Regions from separate parts of the Mus musculus genome. Here region 2 is linked to region 1. Evidence: chromatin contacts called from ENCODE Hi-C or POLR2A ChIA-PET data. All regions are on one chromosome and are shown on one strand. The core of a region is the stretch at or near the end of the contact, and the rest is flanking DNA. Distances in the headings are between cores, read along the strand shown. Region 1 holds the start of Rhbdd3 (rhomboid domain containing 3). Region 2 holds the start of Kremen1 (kringle containing transmembrane protein 1).

Region 1 (3,179 bases), core at 438-2,937:
GGGCAGTCCTCTGAGTCTCCTACTGAGCTGATTCAGGGCAGAAAGCGATTCGACTTAGCTTCCTTGTCAAGGCTTTCCCTTGCAGATGCCAAATATGAAAATCTCCTCTGCCTGGCCTTGCCTCCATCCCTCAATAGGCCATCTCCTACTCACTCTGAATTGTCAATGTTCCCTTCCCATATTGTGAATTTTATCCTAATGAGCAAAGTTTGGCTCCCCCCCCCCCCCACTCAAATGGCTTGTCTCCAGACTCAAGGCTGGTGTTCATTGGAAGACATATTAGCATAGTCCCAGGTCCTGCTGGGGTGAACTCCACCCTTTATTTTTGGTACTGGGTTGAAGTTCAGAAAAGCAGGCAGATTTCACCCTTACCTGGAGGCAGGGTCACCTAAAATGAAGCTTCCTCTTGCACCTTCTTACAACCATTCCATCCCTGGGCACTAGGGGACAGGTCCATGGACATAGGGAACTGGGCCTCGAGTCCTCTGGACCAGTCTCTTCTCTTTCTTGGCGATAGGAATGGAAACTAGGGCCTCATACATCATAGGCAAGCCGTAACACTCCTGCAACCATATCTTCAATTAATAAAACGTAACTTGTAAGAATCCAATAATGAATCCAGCTGCTCCTCCTAGAACACAATACACGCCTTTCTCCCCTTCAGATTCCGACCGGCCTCTAGTGAGACACTATGAGTGGCGAACTAACAGACTCGGACGCCTGGATCTCTCACCTGAAGGTGATTTTACATAAAATGGGGAACTGGGGGGCTACACATCGGGCTCCCAGCTCCCTTCCCTGCCTGCCCCGGGCCAGAAGCTCCGGCATTGAAGCCACGCCCATCCTCAGAAGGGTGCGACACGCCTACTTCTCCCACATGGACCCTGGTTTCTTCCGAGTCCTCGCCCGCCATGCTAATGTTTGTCTGTGTCTGTCCACTGTGTCAGTAACTCTCAGAAAAGCAAAACCAAAAACCCCACCAATCGCCAACAATCCGCCTCAGTGTCTTTCTGGAGCCCTTGTCAGAGACCTCAGAGCTATGCATATCACACCCTGCCTACCTTGCAGGGAAGCCAGGAGGACAGAGTGGGAAGGCAAGGACAGTGTGGCGAAGCTTCCGGGCGGTGTACAGAGAGGGGAGGCCCGGGGTCTGGGTCGCATTCAGCTTTGTAACTTTAAGGAAAGAACTCAATTTCGTGGGTTCTGGGTTTTCTGTTGAAACAAGGGGATGGGTTGAAGGACGATCACAGGGCTTCTCAACCCCGACCGTTACTGGGGTCGGGCGCGGCATTCCCGGCCTCCCTCCCAAGCCGACGGCCCTCGGTCCCCTCCCCCGCCCGCTCAGGCCACGCGTCCAGGGGCCTGGGGAGCATGTCCTCCCACCCCCACCCACCCTAGAAAACCGAGCAGGGGGGCCCGCCCGGTAAGTCCGGCCGCCGGTTCCAGGCCGAGCCCTCGGTGCCCGAAACCCGCTGCACGCACACAGAGGCGCGTGATCCCGCCCGCCGATTAGTCAGCAGTTGTTTCAGGCCGGCCGGGATCCCTTCCCCCAGCCCTCCCGCCAGCCTCCGTCTCCCTCCAGGGCAGACTCTTCAGAGACGGTCCCTAGAGCCAGCGGGCGTAACCATTCCGAGCCACCGCGCCTCGCGCCAAGGAGCTCTCGGGTTCGTGGGTAACCCTCGCTCACTGGCGCGCTGGCCCCCGAGGCGCCTTTTTTTTTTAGACCACTCGTCACGTCCGGCTCTTTGGGAGAGGATCGGGTCAACGGTTTCGGGAGCGAAGAGCCGAAGAGCTCCGGTTCGCTCCTCTTCGGCCACCCCCGAGGCCTGGCCCGATGGTAGCGTCCGAGGTTGCGGGTTTCGCGCCTGCGCAGTGCGGCGCCTAGGGGGAACGCGAGAAGGAGACGGACGTTGAGAGAACGAGGAGGAAGGCGAGAAAATGGCGTCCACGGGTAAGCGGAGTGGGATCGCGGTCCCGCCGGCGACAGCTGGGACACCCAGACTGGGAGGCGCTCGTCTCTGGGGGTGGCAGGGATGACTGAGTGAAGTCGCCGAAAGGGGTTGGAGTTCCCGCCGCGGCCCGACGAGCTCGGGGGTGGGGGTGGGGGATCCGCGTTCCCTTCCCCTCCCCCACTAGGCGGGCTGGTTCTGGAACCTTTTGGCGGCCGCGTTGCGCGCGAGGGCCTCGCGGTAGCTGAGGCGTGCAGAGCCCGTCCAGGCCTCCTTTGTGTGGTGGTTGTCGGGGCCGGGTGCTCCGGGTCTCTCGCCACGTGGGCCGGGCCTAGGGCCTCCGAGGGCCCGAAGGGGACCGCGGCTGGGCCTGGAGCCCATCACCCCGAAGGCGCGTGAAGCGAGGTGTCTGATGGCGGCTCGAGAAGCCGTGGCCGGTTTCCCGTGGAACGTCTCCTCCCATCGCTAGCCCCAGGGCAAGTGTTTACTGTGTAGGGACTCAGAAAAACAAACAAAAAGCCGTCGCGAATGTGTAAGCTGAGGGGCGCCGGCTTAAGAGGGGAGCCCCATTATCCCCCAGGCCTGGCCCGGCCCGACCAAGCTGCCCCCTCGGAGGACCTAGTTGGTTCCCCTAAATCTTCGTGCTCCCCACTCAAGAGGCTTCGATTTAATCATGAGTTAACTCCACCTCCTTCCCTACCCAAAAAGCAGTGGCTTCCCAGTGTCCTTTTCTCAGCAACCGGCGCGGGGGATCGGTTGTATAACAAGGTCCGTCTGGATCCGGAGAGGAGACTCTTTTCCAGAAAGAGATTTCTAGCAGCTTTGATCCAGGAGAGGCAGAAAAGCCTCGGCACGCCACGTTTCTGTAGGCCTGCTCGTTAAGCTAGCCGGCTGATTTATTTCTTGGCCCTATTGAGGCCAGGGGAAGAGACCCATAGCGGATTTTGAAAGTCCAGGGCGGGAACTCTAGAATGTGATGGTTATGTTGTGGTCCTTACCGAGAGAATAAGTGTAGCCTAGCCCTCACCTGCAGTTTAGAATACAGTTAACTGGCACAGTGGCGGGTTTTTTGTTTGTTTTTGTTTTTGCTTCTAGCGGAATCTAGGGTCTGGTGATGTGGCCTTGGAGGCAGGAGGAGAAAACAAGTGGGGGTGACAGGAAAAGCTCTGGGTTCTTCATTTGGCTTAGGAAAGCTTCCAGCATCACAATTTGACGACGCAAACGATGTAG
Region 2 (3,217 bases), core at 591-3,090, 160 kb before region 1:
CAGCTCTGGGAGCTGCCTCCTGAGTGTGGGAAGGCTGGGGAGAACACCTGCCCAGTGAGAGGGCGAGGGGCACAGGGCGCAGGGGTGGGTGTACCCCAGGTAGGCCAGGGTATCCCACGGGGCCAGGATCGCCCAGCCCTGCTCCGGGCACAGCGAGTAGGAACAGGAGGGCAGATGTTCCTGCCACCGCCAAGCCTGGTGCAGGCCTGTACTTGCCAGCCCCGGACCAAGGACTTGAAAGCTCTCGGTGCACAGCCCGGACCTGTCCTGCCGGGCGTCGCCGTGGCGTTTTAAGCAAGAGCAATCGGAAAATCCCCGCTGCCTGGGGGTGTGAGGAGGAGTAAGGAGGCTCGAGATCCTGGGGGGTGGGGGGCTGCCTCGCGGAGACCGAGAATTTAAGCCACAGAACCCCAAGTCTCCCCTAATGAAGAGACACAGCGCTTGCCCCATCGAGTTGGGCACTTTTGTTGCTTCCGTATCTTTGGACCTTGAGGTCTTTTATGGTTCCTATTTTGCTGATGGTTGAGCAAAATACATTGGTGAGATATATATATATACACACAGATACATATATATGCAAATATATAGTGTATCACCCATTTTATACTAATTAAAAATAATTTAACTGGGAGTGGGGACACACACCTTTATTCTAGCACTTGGGAGGCGTAGGCAGGAAGACCTCTGTGAGTGCGAGGACAGCCTGATCTACATAGTTCCAAGACTCAAAATAATAATAATAATAATTTAAAACTGGTGTGATGGCTCATCGGTAAAGACAATTGCCACCAAGGTTGAGGACCTGAGTTCCCAGAACCGACAGTGCAAGGAGAACCGACTCCCACAAATGGTCCTCTGGTGTTACACATGCACCCATACACATACAATAAAAAACATATATGTATGTACATATGCATTTATACATACATATATTTTTTTCTTTGTTTCTGTTTTATAGCCCTGGCTGTTCTGGAACTCGCTTTATAGATCAGACTAGTCTCCAACACCAAGACCTATCTGCCTCTGCCTCCCGAGTACTGGGATTAAAGGCGTGCGCCACCACTGCACCGCTGTAAATACATATTTTTAAAAGAATAAGTTGCGCTAGTTGACACGGATATGATAGGATTCTGCACAAGGCTCAGTATGCTGTCCCTTTGGTAGCTGCAGGACTCCACAAGGAGAAAGAACTCCACATTTACTGAGCCCCCACTGTGCGTGCGAGGTTTCCGTGCATTATCTCACTTTGTACAACCGCTTTGTGGAGCAGACGGTATCGACATACCACTGAGCAGAAGGGAGCCCCGTTTTCTTTAAACCTGTATACATTTATACAGATCTTACGAGTAACCAAGTGGGATACGAACCGGGACTGGAGGACTCCAGAACACGCTTTGGCTAGCCGCTACCACGAGCCTAGCAAGAGCAAGAGGTTTGTTCTGGTTACTACCGCAGTGGTGGAACTCGCGCGTGAGTCACGACCTAGGTAAGGGTGAAACAGGGGTCACGGCGCTCGGCCGGTGTCAGCGCCGACAAACCTCAGCGTGGGGACTCAGAGGCAGGACCCGTCCCGCCCTCACCTGTAGACTCCACACCTCGGGTGGCCTCACCGCGCCTGCTGTGGGGGCGGAGCCAGGTGGGGCGGGGGCGGGCTCCCGCGCGTGAGTGGCAGGCCGCGCATGCGCAGGCCGCCCGGCTCGGAATCCTAGCAGGCGTCAGGCAATCCGGGCGGTGCTGAGGAGGACGGGGCGGCGCTGAGGAGGGCGGGCCGGGGCGGACCGGGGCGGGCCGGGGCGGACCGGGGCGGGCCGGGCGGCGAGGGCGGGGCGACGCTGAGCTCCGTCCTGCTCCCATGGCCGCCCCCGGCTCCCGGTGCTGCCCCCTCTGCCCCGGGCCGCGCCCGGGGGTCCCGCACTGACGGCCCATGGCGCCGCCCGCCGCCCGTCTCGCGCTGCTCTCCGCCGCTGCGCTCACTCTGGCGGCCCGGCCCGCGCCCGGTCCCCGCTCCGGCCCCGGTGAGTGAGACCCCGGCCCCCCCCCGAACCCCCTCGCCCTCTCTCGCGCGTGGACCCCGGAGAACCCGATGTTCGGGCTTCTGTCCCAGCACGCGGCGTGGACGCGCCTGTCCCGCGTTACCAGGACTCTGCCCCGAGTGCCGGCTTCTAACTTTGCCGAACTCTGCTTCCGACTTACGGAAGAGAAGGGGGTGCGTGACGGCTAAAGTCGCCCGTACCGAGTGCAGACTACTCTGAGTCCACCGCGGCGTCCGCCCGAGGTGGTGCTCTCGGCCAGGATGGAAGCTGGGATGGCAGCTTAGTTCCCACACGCCCTTCCTTGCCTCGGAATCCTTTCCCAGTGGAAGGACAAGCATGAGGGTGTTGTCTGGCCCAGTTCGGTTTCTTTGCAGGTTGTTGAGAGCTGATGAGCATAGGACATTGGTGAACCTGCCACTGGGGTCTCCACCCTAAGTTGCGGATTGTGATGTTGCGAAGGCAGGGTTTTACTAGTAAAAGAAAACTCAGAGTTGCTTTGTTTTCTTGACAGCTTGGATTTAGGGGAAAGGCTGAGATTTATTTTCTGTGTGATTTTGAGGCAAAGCTGCTTGAACCTCTGTTACTTGATCTGAAAGTGGGGGGGGGTAACTCACTCCCATGAGCAGTGTTGGTGAACATTAAATGATACACTGTAGGCAACTTGCTTAGAGTGTTCCACCATGTGTAGTCATTAAACGATTTAATAATACTTATTATAGTGTTTCCCAGTTCACTAAGGACTAGACACCTGGTTTACCCAGCGAATACTGAATTTCTTTCAGGATGAATCCCGGCAAAAGGCAAAGCTGGGTTTTGGGACGGCAGAATGAGGAGTTCCCAACACACCAAACCTGAGACTCAGTAGAAGTGGTTTCTAGGTGATTGCTGCCTTCTATGGGACTTCTATAATGTGCTCTTTTCTACTGTTTGTAGTATGTGAACAGGGAGGGAGGGAGGGACGTTCCGAGAGCCAGGACGTGTCAACATAACTGTAACCTAGTAACTCCTTCCACTTTGTCATCTTTGTGTTCAGGATTTAATGTCCTCTATGGAGAGAGAGGTACGGGTGGGAGTGGACTGGCGCTCCTTCCTGGAAAGGGCACTGTGAGCCTATTCTGCCCACACTTGCAGGGAGGTAGCATCTGTTAGGCACCGACGCTTTGCTAGGTCAGATGCAACAGCTC

Evidence for each region. Hi-C counts contacts between places; a loop is a spot of excess contacts on that map. ChIA-PET counts read pairs that join two places held with the same protein, here RNA polymerase II (POLR2A).
Region 2: a loop to region 1 is called in a map of heart, with 2.1 times the contacts of the local background. The contact joins the promoter of Kremen1 here to the promoter of Rhbdd3 in region 1. A Hi-C loop is called at or near these places in 1 of 37 maps with a recorded cell type or tissue (heart). POLR2A ChIA-PET finds 5 or more read pairs at or near these places in 4 of 5 experiments (Patski and embryonic stem cell).

Annotation. Positions count from the first base shown.
Region 1 is chr11:5,097,781-5,100,959 of GRCm38, reverse strand. It overlaps Rhbdd3 (rhomboid domain containing 3), which reads right to left and starts at 1,687. Exons shown (of 9, transcript NM_177370.4): 1 at 1,394-1,687; 2 at 1,062-1,212; 3 at 373-563. Ewsr1 (Ewing sarcoma breakpoint region 1) reads left to right here and starts at 1,864. Exons shown (of 17, transcript NM_007968.4): 1 at 1,864-1,951. The coding sequence starts at 1,939.
Region 2 is chr11:5,260,233-5,263,449 of GRCm38, reverse strand. It overlaps Kremen1 (kringle containing transmembrane protein 1), which reads left to right and starts at 1,840. Exons shown (of 9, transcript NM_032396.3): 1 at 1,840-2,015. The coding sequence starts at 1,925. Gm46268 (a long non-coding RNA gene) reads right to left here and starts at 2,433. Exons shown (of 4, transcript XR_003949640.1): 1 at 2,234-2,433; 2 at 1,368-1,734.